2 separate regions of the Homo sapiens genome follow, and region 2 is linked to region 1. The links are chromatin contacts, found by Hi-C or POLR2A ChIA-PET in ENCODE. All regions are on one chromosome and are shown on one strand. The core of a region is the stretch at or near the end of the contact, and the rest is flanking DNA. Distances in the headings are between cores, read along the strand shown. Region 1 has its middle 18 kb from the start of SMURF1. Region 2 holds the start of MYH16 (myosin heavy chain 16).

Region 1 (5,986 bases), core at 1,687-4,186:
CCAATTCCACCCCATGTGTGTATCTGTCACTTCCCTCTTCCCGTATTACTTTGAAACAAATTCCAAACATCACATCACTTCATCTATGATCATTCCGATTTCTCTAAAAGGACTTTATTTCTAATTAACATAGCCCCAATATGATGATTAAACCAAAACAGCCAATCATTCTTTATCATCAAACCTCCATTCAATGCTCAAGTTTCCAATTGTCTCATAAATGTCATATGTGTTTTATTTTCTCAATTGTTTGGTGGTATCAGAATACAAATGAGGCCCACTCTGGTTAGTCAATACGTCATTTAAGTCTAAATTTATAAGTTCCCCCCAAGCAATTTTTTAGTTGGAATTTATTAAGAGAAGGAAAGAAGTAGCTTGTCTGCAGGATTTCTCATGGTCTGGAGTCTGCTGCTTGCTTTTCTGAAGTGTAGCTTAGTGTTTCTCCTCTGTTGTTTTTGTTTTTTTTTTTTTTTTTTTTTTTTTGAGACAGTGTCTCGCTCTGTTGCCCAGGTTGGAGTGCAGTGGTACGATCCTGGCTCACTGCAAGCTCCGCCTCCCAGGTTCACGTCATTCTCCTGCCTCAGCCTCCTGAGTAGCTGGGACTACAGGTGCCCGCCACCATGCTAGGCTAATTTTTTTTGTATTTTTAGTAGAGACGGGGTTTCACCGTGTTAGCCAGGATGGTCTCAATCTCCTGACCTCGTGATCCGCCCGCCTCGGCCTCCCAAAGTGCTGGGATTACAGGCGTGAGCCACGCACCCGGCCTCTCCTCTGTCTTTTGTATTTCTTATAAATTGGTAGTTGCATCTAGGGGTTTAATTGCAGCTTCCTATTGTTTTATATTCAACTTCATGGATTCTTTCCTGTCTCCTCCATTCTGCTGTTAAGCCCATCCAGTAAATTTTATTTATTTTAGGGACAGGGTCTCGCTATGTTGCCCAGGTGGGTTTTGAACTCCTAGGCTCAAGCAATCCTCCTGCCTTGGCCTCCCAAAGTGCTGGGATTCAGGTTTGAGTCACTGCACCCAGCCATCATCCAGTAAATTTTAAATTCCAGTTATAGTATTTGTCAGTTCTAACACTTACATTTGATTCTCTTCTATTTCTTTGCTGAGACTTCAGTGGCCCTAGGTTATCATTTAAATGATGTCTTTTCAAATGAGAACAAATGATCCACTCCAGGGTGGAGTGGATGAGTAGGGAAGCCAGCCTCCAAGATGGTTCCCAATGACCTCTGTCTTCTGGTCTTCACACCTCTGCATAGCTCCTCCCACATCCTACAAGGTTATCGTATAGCAGAGTGATTGTATGCCACCTTTTTTTTTTGAGACAGAGTCTTTCTCTGTCACCCAGACTGGAGTGCAGTCACATGATGTCAGCTCACTGCAACCTCCCAGGTTCAAGCTATCCTCCTGCCTCAGCCTCCCGAGTAGCTGGGACTACAGGCATGTGCCACCACACCTGGCTTATTTTCGTATATTTTAGTAAAGACAGGGTTTCACCATGTTTACCAGGTTGGTCTCGAGCTCCTAACCTCAAGTGACGTGCTCACCTCAGCCTCTCAAAGTTCTGGGATTACAGGCGTGAGCCACCATGCCTTCTAAGATTAGGTTATAAAGGACCATGGCTTCTGTCTTGGGGATTCTGTCTCCCATGTACACAAACTCTCTCTCTCTCTCTCTCTCTCTCTCTCTCTCTCTCTCTCTCTCTCTGATCACTTGCTCTGGGAGAAGCAAACTTCCCTGTTATTGGAGATTCAGGAAGCCCAAGGGAAAGCCTGTGTAGCGTAGAACTGAAATATCCAGCCATCAGCCACTGAAGAACTGAAACCCTCTAACTACCACATACTACCATTGTAAGTAGGTCCTCTCCCAGTTGAGTCTTCAAATGAGACCACAATTCTGGCTGACAGCTTAAGTCCAACCTCATAAAAGACCTTGAGAGCCAGAACCATCTAAATTGTCCCCCAGATTCTTGCCTTACAGAAACTCTGTATAATAATTTTTTTAAGCTGTTAAGTTTCTGGGAAATTTGTTATATAGCAAGTAACTAATTCATGAGGCTTTGAATTAGTTATTAGTGATTCCCTGTCTGCCACTTACTGAAAGATGAAGGGCAAGTTGGCTAACCTTATGAGCTCCAGTTTACTTGGAAATTGAGGATAACCATTTTTGCATCGCCTTGTTTGACACTTGAACCCCTTCTTTTACAGATGAAAAAAACTGAAGCCCAAAGGAATTGACAGAAAAGAATCCACAAATGAGGCACTTAACAGTGAAATTACATGACATGTCCAGGCTTAGGCTATTTAGAAAAAGAGTAGAACTGACCCCAGGGCTCATGGCTCCAAGTTATTCTTTTATGCCTTAAAGCAAACTGTGCTGCCTTATAATGCATGCCATTATCATTAACACAGTCCATGTTTCAGGAAAAAACAGCAGATAAGTTACGCAGTGTGCATGGCTAACCAAGATTGCAATTTTTTTTTTTTTTTTTTTTTTTTTGAGATTGAGTTTTGCTCTTGTTGCCCAGGCTGGAGTGCAGTGGTGCAATCTCAGCTCACTACAACCTCCACCTCCTGGGTTCAAGTGATTCTCCAACCTTGCCTCCCGAGTAACTGGGATTACAGGCATGTGCCACCATACCCAGCTAATTTTGTATTTTTAGCAGAGACAGGGTCTCACTATGTTGGCCAGGCTGGTCTTGAACTCCTGACCTCAGGTGATCTACCTGCCTTGGCCTCCCAAAGTGCTGGGATTACAGGCATGAGCCACCATGCCCAGCTGAGAATTGCATTCTTTGAGGTACATTACAATTTCTGGGCAAATGCAAAAGGTCAAAGTTGTTCCAGTTCAGTGTTCACACCGTAAACCAACCTATAGCCATTCACACCTTCCTTCCTCTTTGTTGCCTCACCAGTCGTCCCAACTCCCCGAGTCTAAGCAGGTGGGCACCCAGCCAGAAGGTGACTAACACCATCTCTTTGCACCCAGACCATATACCAAAGGCAAATTGCTCCTTTTTTTAAACCTTGCTAGGCAAGTCAGTATTAGTATCTTCAAACTACAAAGGCTGCTTTGTCATGCAAAGAGAAGGAAAAAAAGAGGTTGACAGTATTTTGAGCCAACAAGGTTAGATCACTCGGACAACAGTGACTAAGCTCAACAGGGCTTCCAGCTCTTTTAATTAAAAAAATTTTTTCTCAAAGACCTATCTTTGTAAACCATCTCACCTTTCCACCTCCCTTCAACTACAATCTACGAATAGGGGGAAAAATGCTTTAAGATGTTGAAAAAGAATCTGTATTCCAATCAGATTCTTTGAAAAAAAGTATATGTAAGGCTGGACACGGTAGCTCACGCCTGTAATCCCAACACTTTGGGAGGCTGACACAGGCAGATCAACTGAGGTCGGGAGTTCAAGACCAGCCTGATCAACATGGAGAAACCCTAGCTCTACTAAAAATACAAAAATTAGCTGGATGTGGTGGCACACTCCTATAATCCCAGCTACTCGGGAAGCTGAGGCAGGAGGATCACTTGAACCTGGGAGGCGGAGGTTGCAGTGAGCCGAGACTGCGTGACTGCACTCCAGCCTGGGCAGCAAGAGCAAAACTCTGCCTCAGAAAAAAAAAAGTGTATGTAAATTCAACCTAGAAAAGAAATGCAAACAAAAATTATTGTATTGAAGTCATAGGACCATTTTTTCAATATGTTTTTTCAATTACAAATATATTAAATTTGTAATATATTTATATATAATATACATATTTTATATATGCACTATAAATATGAGTGTGTGTATATATATATATATATATATATATTTTTTTTTTTTTTTTTTTTTTTGAGACAGGGTCTCACTTTGTTGCCCAGGCTGGAGTGCAGTGGTGCAATTGTAGCTCACTGTAACCTTGAACTCCTGGGTTCAAGTGGCCCTTCTACCTCAGCCTCCTGAGTAGCTGGGGCTACAGATCCTCACTACCATGCCCAGCTAATTTTTTATTTTTATAGAGATGGAGTCATGCTGTGTTGCCCAGGCTGGTCTTGAACTCATGGCCTCAAGTGATTCTCCCACCTCAGCCTCCCAAAGTGCTGGGATTATAGGTATAAGCCACCACGCCTGGCCTAGTGTGTATTTTATATATAACAAATATTACCTATTTAACATTATTTAATGTAAAAATTCAAATGTTATATACTGTCTCTATTTTGACAGAATGGGACTTAATCTTTTGGATTTAAATAATGTCTCGAGTTACGGTATCATTTTCTACTCCTCATGGGCATCACTTAAGATCCCTCAGTCTCAAGCAACAGGAACCTACTCTGGCTACTTAAAAAGAATTTCTCGAAAATGCAAATCAAAACCACAATGAGATACCATCTCACACCAGTTAGAATGGTGATCATTAAAAAGTCAGGAAACAATAGGTGCTAGAGAGGATGTGGAGAAATAGGAACACTTTTACACTGTTGGTGGTACTGTAAACTAGTTCAACCATTGTGGAAGTCAGTGTGGTGATTCCTCAGGGATCTAGAACTGGAAATACCATTTGACCCAGCCATCCCATTACTGGGTATATACCCAAAGGATTATAAATCATGCTGCTATAAAGACACATGCACATGTATGTTTATTGCGGCACTATTCACAATAGCAAAGACTTGGAACCAACCCAAATGTCCAACAATGATAGACTGGATTAAGAAAATGTGGCACATATACACCATGGAATACTATGCAGCCATAAAAAATGAAGAGTTCATGTCCTTTGTAGGGACATGGATGAAACTAGAAACCATCATTCTCAGCAAACTATGGCAAGGACAAAAAACCAAACACCTCATGTTCTCACTCATAGGTGGGAATTGAACAATGAGAACACATGGACACAGGAAGGGGAACATCACACTCCGGGGACTGTTGTGGGGTAGGGGTAGGGGGAGGGATAGCATTAGGAGGTATACCTAATGTAAATGACGAGTTAATGGGTGCAGCACACCATGGCACATGTATACATATGTAACTAACCTGCACATTGTGCACATGTACCCTAAAACTTAAAGAATTTAAAAAAAAAAAAAATTTCTCGAAAGAGTATGGGAGAGCACCTAAGACCAAAAAGGAGGCCTGGAGAGGCAGGATGCAGGTAGCCACTGGAAACATCCACAGCAGGGCTTGCCACTGGAGTCATCAAAGACACATGAGCTATTTCTTCTGTCCCCAGCCCCTGGGTTTAAGATTCAAAGTCTCAGACCGGGTGTGGTGGCTCACGCCTGTAATCCCAGCACTTTGGGAGGCCGAGGCAGGAGGATCACCTGAGGTCAGAAGTTTTGAGACCAGCCTGGTCAACATGGCAAAACCCCGTCTGCTAAAAATACAAAAAGTAGCCGGGTATGGCAGTACCCGCCTGTAGTCCCAGCTACTAGGGAGGCCGAGCATGGTGGCATGTGCCTGTAATCCCAGCTACTCAGGAGGCTGAGGCAGGAGGATCACTTGAGCCTAGGAGGCAGAGGTTGCAGTGAGCCGAGATCATGCCACTGCACTCCAGCCTGGGCGACAGAACACGACTTTGTCTCAAAAAATAAAAATAAAATAAAATCTGCAGCTCTGATCATTGGGATCACTTGTTGGAATGGCCGGGTTCCTGTGCAGTCACCTAGCAGATGTCTACCAATGACAGGCCCTACTCACAGCCACTGCACTCCAGCTTGGGCGACAGAGCGAGGCCTTGCCTTTTTAAAAAAAAAAAAAAAGGCTCAGAGAAAGAGTATGCTTGGCCAAAGATCTGCCACCTAGGGCATCCTGAGCTGAGGAGGAAAGAGGGTACAGAGTCTCCCAGTTGCCCCCATCTCCATATGGGATGGCACAGCCCCTCGAGGAGCACCCCACCCTCAGCATAGCTCTCAGCAGTGGACAGATAATCACTGCAGAAGGAGATGAAGATACTGATTGCAGGCCCCAATGTCCACTAAATCATAGAC
Region 2 (5,986 bases), core at 2,200-4,699, 110 kb after region 1:
CTCAGCCTCTCGAGTAGCTGGGACTACAGGTGCACACCTCCACATCTGGCTAATTTTTGTATTTTTTATAGAGATGGGGTCTCAATATGTTGCCAAGGCTGTTCTCCAACTCCTGGGCTCAAGTGATCCTCCCACCTCGGCCTCCCAAAGTGTTGGGATTACAGGCATAAGCCACACCACCTGGCTTATTTCCTTACCTTTCAAAAATAGCTTTAGCACATATGCCTGCAGGTCGTGCTTGGTTTTGAGCTTCATGGAAGTATCATACTTGACACACCCTTCCGTGACATTCCTCCATGACGTGCTTTTATCGCTTTGCCATGTTTCTAAGCTTCATCCTCATTGGTACGTGACATTGTCACTGCCACACTGTACTGCAGTGCTGCTGTGAACATCCTTGCTCATGGTCCTGTGCAGGAATTTCTCTAGAACAAAGTTCTCAACCTTGGCTATACATTAGACTCATCTGGGGACACTTTTTTTTTTTTTTTTTTTTTTTTTTGAGACGGAGTCTCACTCTGTTACCCAGGCTGGAGTGCAGTGGCACTGTCTTGGCTCACTGCAACCTCCGCCTCCCGGGTTTAAGCGATTCTCCTGCCTCAGCCTCCCGAGTAACTGGGATTACAGGCACCTGCCAGCATGCCTGGCTAATTTTTTGTATTTTTAATAAAGACGGGGTTTCACCACGTTGGCCAGGCTGGTCTTGAACTCCTGATCTGCCCGTCTCAGCCTCCCAAGGCACTGGGATTACAGGTGTGAGCCATCGTGCCTGGCCTGGGGGGATTTTTAAAACATCAACAGGCAGGGCATGGTGGCTCATGCCTATAATTCCTGCATTTTGGGAGGCTGAGATAGGAAGATCACTTGAGTCCAGTAGTTCAAGGCCAGCCTTGGTTATGGGCAACATAACCAGACCTCATCTCAGAAAAAAAAATTTTTTTTTTTTTTTTTTGAGACTGTCTTGCTCTGTTGCCCAGGCTGGAGTGCAGTGGCGTGATCTCGGCTCACTACAAGCTCCGCCTCCCGGGTTCACGCCATTCTCCTGCCTCAGCCTCCTGAGTAGCTAGGACTACAGGCGCCCGCCACCACGCCCGGCTTTTTGTATTTTTAGTAGATATGGGGTTTCACCATGTTAGCCAGGATGGTCTCGATCTCCTGACCTCATGATCCACCCACCTCGGCCTCCCAAAGTGCTGGGATTACAGGCATGAGCCACTGCGCCCAGCCGAAAAAAATTTTTTTAATTAGCTGGACATGGTGGCACATGCCTGTAATCCCAAGCACTTTGGGAGGCTCAGCCTGGATAACATAGTGAGACCCTATCTCTACAATAATAATAATAAATTTAGCCAGGCATGGTGGCATGTGCCTGTAGTCTCAGCTACTTGGGAGACTGAGATGGGAGGATTGCTTAAGCTCGGGAGGTTGAGGCTGCAGTGATCCGTAATCGCGCCACTGCACTCCAGCAAAACAAACAAACAAAAACCCTTCTTTGATTTAAAACTCCCCCAAGTGGCTGCCATCGGTGACAGCCGGGCTTTTTCAAAGGCGTGCGGTCTTTCCCCAGGTGTTCTTCCGTGCGGGCATCCTGGCCAGGCTTGAGGACATGAGGGACGAGCGTCTGGCCAAGATCATGACGATGCTGCAGTGTCGGCTTCGGGGCTTCCTCATGAGGGTGGAGTTCAAGAAGATGCTGGAACGAAGGTAGCACTCACAAACACCGACAGGAAGGCCCAGAGGAGCCACACGCACTCAGGGCCAGCTCCACTGGCCATGCTGCGTGGTGGGCCAGGGGTGGATGCCAATGTCTTGCTGGCACAAAGAACCCTGTGTGGCTGGCCAGGTGCGGTGGCTCATGCCTGTAATCCCAGCACTTTGGGAGGCTGAGGCGGGCGGATTGCCTGAGGTCGGGAGTTCAAGACCAGCCTGGCCAACATGGTGAAACCCCATCTCTACAAAAAATACAAAAATTAGCTGGGCGTGGTGGTGGGCACCTATAATCCCAGCTACTGGGGAGGTTGAGGCAGGAGAATCGCTTGAATCCGGGAGGCGGAGGTTGCAGTGAGCTGAGATCGTGCCATTGCACTCCAGCCTGGGCGACAGAAGCAAAACTCCGTCTCAAAAAAATAAAAAGAACCCTGTCTCTCAGAGCTGCCGCAACCAAGTTCACACACTGGGTGGCTTCAAACAACAGGAATTTTTAAAAATTTTTTTACTGATACCTAATAGCTATGCATATTTTAGGTTTTATGTGATAACTTGATACATTCATATAATAAAATCAGGATAACTGGGATATCCATCGCCTTAAATTTTATTTTTGAGTGGGGGATGGGGTCTTGCTCTGTAGCCCAGGCTGGAGTACAGTGGTGCGATCATAGCTCACTGCAGCCTCAACCTCTTGGGCTTGAGTGATACTCCCACCTCAGCCTCCTGAGTAGCTAGGACTACAGGTGCACTGTACCACACCTGGCTAATTTTTTTTTTGGTAGAGACAAGGTCTCCCTATGTTGCCTAGGCTCATTTCAAACTCCTGGGCTCAAGCAATCCACCTGCCTCAACTTCTCAAAGTGTTAGGATTACAGGCGTGAGCCACTGCGCCCAGCCCATCTTCCCTCTTTTTATATGGACACCAGTCATTGAATTAGGGTCCACCTTACTCCAGTATGACCACCTCATCTTAACTAGTTACATTTGCTGAGACCCTATTCCCAAACAAGGTTCCCTTCCTAGGTATTGGGTGTTAGGACTTCAACGTATCCTTTCGGAGGACACAGCTTAACCCCTAACAGGAAACAACTAATATAAACCCTCTCTTTATAGTTTCAAGTCATGTCACAGCCTTCCTCTTACTTGATTCACATAATGATGCTATGAGAGGGGCATGGTAGGGCCAGCACCCCCACTTTACAGATGTGGAAACTGAGGTCTGAGAGGTTAAGGAACTGGGGCAGGTTCATGCAGAGCCAGGATTAGAACTCAGCAATTCTCACTCCACATCCCTGCCCTTGGAACCATGTTTTTCAGCCATCTCCCTAACCTGGTAATTTTTAAAGGGCTGGGTCTGGCCAGGTGTGGTAGCCCATACCTGTAATCCCAGCACTTTGAGAAGCCAAGGTGGGAGATCACTTGAGCTCAGGAGTTTGAGACCAGCCTGGGCAACAGGAGATAGGGAGACCCCATCTCTACAAAAAAAAACAGAAACAAAAAATTCGCAGGTGGTGGTGCATGCCTGTAGTCCCAGCTACTTTGGAGGCTGAGGCAGGAGGATTGCTTGAGCCAGGGAGTACAAAGTTCCAGTGAGCCATAATTGCACCATTGCACTCTAGCCTGGGCAACAGAGTGAGACCCTGTCTCAAAAAAAAAAAAGGTAGGTCCATCCCAGATGACCTGTGATTCACTCTATTTCTTTGTGGTCATAGAATTAGTAATGAATTCCTGTTCCCATCAGCAGGCCACCTGCAGCCCTGGACTGAAGGCAGGGATACCAGTTAGGGGCTGATGTGAGGGATCTTGGCCTGATTCAGCCCAGGGCCTTGGTGCACAGGAGGTCCTCAATAAATGGCAGTTGAGTGAAGCTGCAGGGAACAAGAAACGGGCAGATTCCAGCAACTTTGCAGATCCATGGGATTTGGAGACTAATGGGTGATTTCTGGTGGAGGAGGGAAAATGCAGGAGTCAATGACTGGTATGTCTCAGCCTTGTGCCATCTGGGAGGGACCTGGTTCCATCAGGTTTCACCTCAGCTCCCTTATCGTGCTGCTAAGCTCTGACCCCAACGTGAGTCTCCCTGCCGCAGACCACATGGGCAATGCTGGGTCTCGAGAAGGCACTTTGGTGTCTGAACAAGGTAGATCTGCTGGCTTCTATTCCCAGGCCCCACCCCTTCCCCAGGGAAGCCAGGTCCTAACACCTTCATTGTAACCCACTCAACCCTGGATTCTTTTCGCAGAATGGGCCTGAAAGTCATTCAGCAGAACGTGCACAAGTTCCTGCAGCTCCGTTTCTGGGGCTGGTGGAAGCTGTACAACAAGGTGAGGGCCGAGGGGCCAGGCCAGGGGGGACTGCTGCTGCCTATGGGCTGGGGGAGGGCTTGATCCTGGACAGAGATGCCCCTCGGGAGTGAGAGGCTGCAAGAACAGTTTGAAAATGAGGGCACCTTAGAGACAAAAATCTAGCCTCTGTCCAGACAGGGACTAATTCCTCCCTAAGAAAAATCATGGGGCGGGCACAGTGGCTCACACCTGTAATCCCAGCCCTTTGGGAGGCTGAGGCAGGAGGATTGCTTGAGGCCAGGAGTTTGAGACCAGCCTGGGCAACACAGTGAGACCCCATTTCAAAAGAAAAGAAAGGAAGAGAGAGAGGAAAGTAAGAAAGAGAGGAAAGGAAGGGAGAGAGGAAAGGAAGGGAGAGAGGAAAGGAAGACAGAGAGGAAAGGAAGGGAGAGAGGAAAGGAAGACAGAGAGGAAAGGAAGGGAGAGAGGAAAGGAAGGGAGAGATGAAAGGGAGAGAGGAAAGGAAGGGAGAGAGGAAAGGAAAGGAGAGCAAGTGTCTTTCTGCCTTCCATCTCATCCCTCAAAATAAAATCCACTTAAGATGGAGAGCGCCATACCACCCCCACCAAAAAAAGTGAGCTTGATTATTGACTCCTTGCCCCTGGGCATGTTGAGGCATCTTCAACTCCAGTGAGTTCTTGGCTTAGAGCTGGGGGAACCTCAGGAAATGATAAGGTCCGACCTCTCATTTCCTGTTCTTCCGAAACAGCAATGAGTATGGTATGTGAGTCAGCCAGGTGGTGGGACCCACAGAGGTCCCAAGCAGCCAGGCCACCCTCAACCAAGGCAGGAGGCCACCAGCCATGGCACTGCACATGGGTCCAATCATGCCTGTGCTGGGGCCACCATTAAGAGGGACATGTCTCTGGGCACCAGAAGAGGGAGTCAGGCACCAGGCAGCTATGTTCAGGAGAAAGGAGGACCCGCAGAGGGTGGGGACAGGCTCTGAGTCATCTCGGGTGGCCCTGAGTCCTCCATAGCTCACAAGGAAGTTTCTTTACACTCCCCCATGGGAAAGAACTAGCTAACAATCAGCACCCACCACAGATGGAAAGGGAGGAATAGTAAGTTCTGCTTCCCCAAATGTATCCACACACAGGCCGGCCCTGGAGGACCTGGGATTGGAGAGGAATCTAGGTGAGCATGTCTCAAAGGCCAGGCGTTGCCGGTGCCGCCTGGCTTTCCCCGCCTGTTCCATGACTCACCTTTCTTTACATTAATTCACTTTTTTTTTTTTTTTTTTTTTTGAGACGGAGTCTCACTCTGTCACCCAGGCTGGAGTGCAGGGGCACAATCTCAGCTCACTGCAACCTCCGCCTCCCGGGTTCAAGTTATTCTCCTGCCTCAGCCTCCTGAGTATCTGGGATTACATGCATCTGCCACCCTACCTGGCTAATTTTTGTATTTTTAGTAGAGACAGGGTTTTACCATGCTGGCCAGGCTGGTCTCAAACTCCTGACCTCAGGTGATCCACCCGCCTTGGCCTCCCAAAGTGCTGCTGGGATTATAGATGTGAGTCATTGCACCTGGCCTCGCTTTTTTATTTTGGAAAAAAAAAATTTTTTTTTGACACAGGGTCTCACTCTGTTGCCCAGGCTAGAGTGCAGTGATGCAATCATAGCTCACTGCAGCCTCTAACTCCGGGCTCAAGCGATCCTTCCACCTCAGCCTCCCGAATAGCTCAGACTATAGGTGTGTGCCACCATGCCCAGCTAATTTTTAATTTTTGTTTTTGAAGAGACAGGGTCTTGCTATGTTGCCCAGGCTGGTCTCAAACTCCTGGCCTCAAGCAATCCTCCCACCTCAGCCTCCCAAATGGCTGAGATTACAGGTACACAGCGCCCGCCCAGCTCATTTTTAAATTTTTTGTAGAGACAGCGTCTTGCTACATTACCCCAGCCAGTCTCAAACTCCTGATCTCAAGTGATCCT

What was found. Hi-C counts contacts between places; a loop is a spot of excess contacts on that map. ChIA-PET counts read pairs that join two places held with the same protein, here RNA polymerase II (POLR2A). Pooled maps may share reads with other maps.
Region 2: a loop to region 1 is called in a map of PC-9, with 7 times the contacts of the local background. The contact joins the promoter of MYH16 here to the enhancer-like site in region 1. A Hi-C loop is called at or near these places in 7 of 168 maps with a recorded cell type or tissue (CD8-positive, alpha-beta T cell, Calu3, PC-9 and 4 more) and 3 of 50 pooled maps. POLR2A ChIA-PET finds 5 or more read pairs at or near these places in 6 of 52 experiments (HCT116, MCF 10A, PC-9 and 3 more).

What each region holds. Positions count from the first base shown.
Region 1 is chr7:99,159,560-99,165,545 of GRCh38, forward strand. It overlaps a transcript of KPNA7 not described here. Among named protein-coding and RNA genes, the nearest start is that of SMURF1, 18 kb to the left of the region's middle. Within about 2 kb of position 2,937, at least 10 of the 41 ENCODE cell types and tissues checked have a DNase peak (open chromatin) inside an H3K27ac peak, as active enhancers do; they include HCT116, PC-9 and mammary epithelial cell, where a contact is called at or near this core.
Region 2 is chr7:99,269,390-99,275,375 of GRCh38, forward strand. MYH16 (myosin heavy chain 16) reads left to right here and starts at 3,450. Exons shown (of 24, transcript NM_001431356.1): 1 at 3,450-3,688; 2 at 3,953-4,034. The coding sequence starts at 3,954.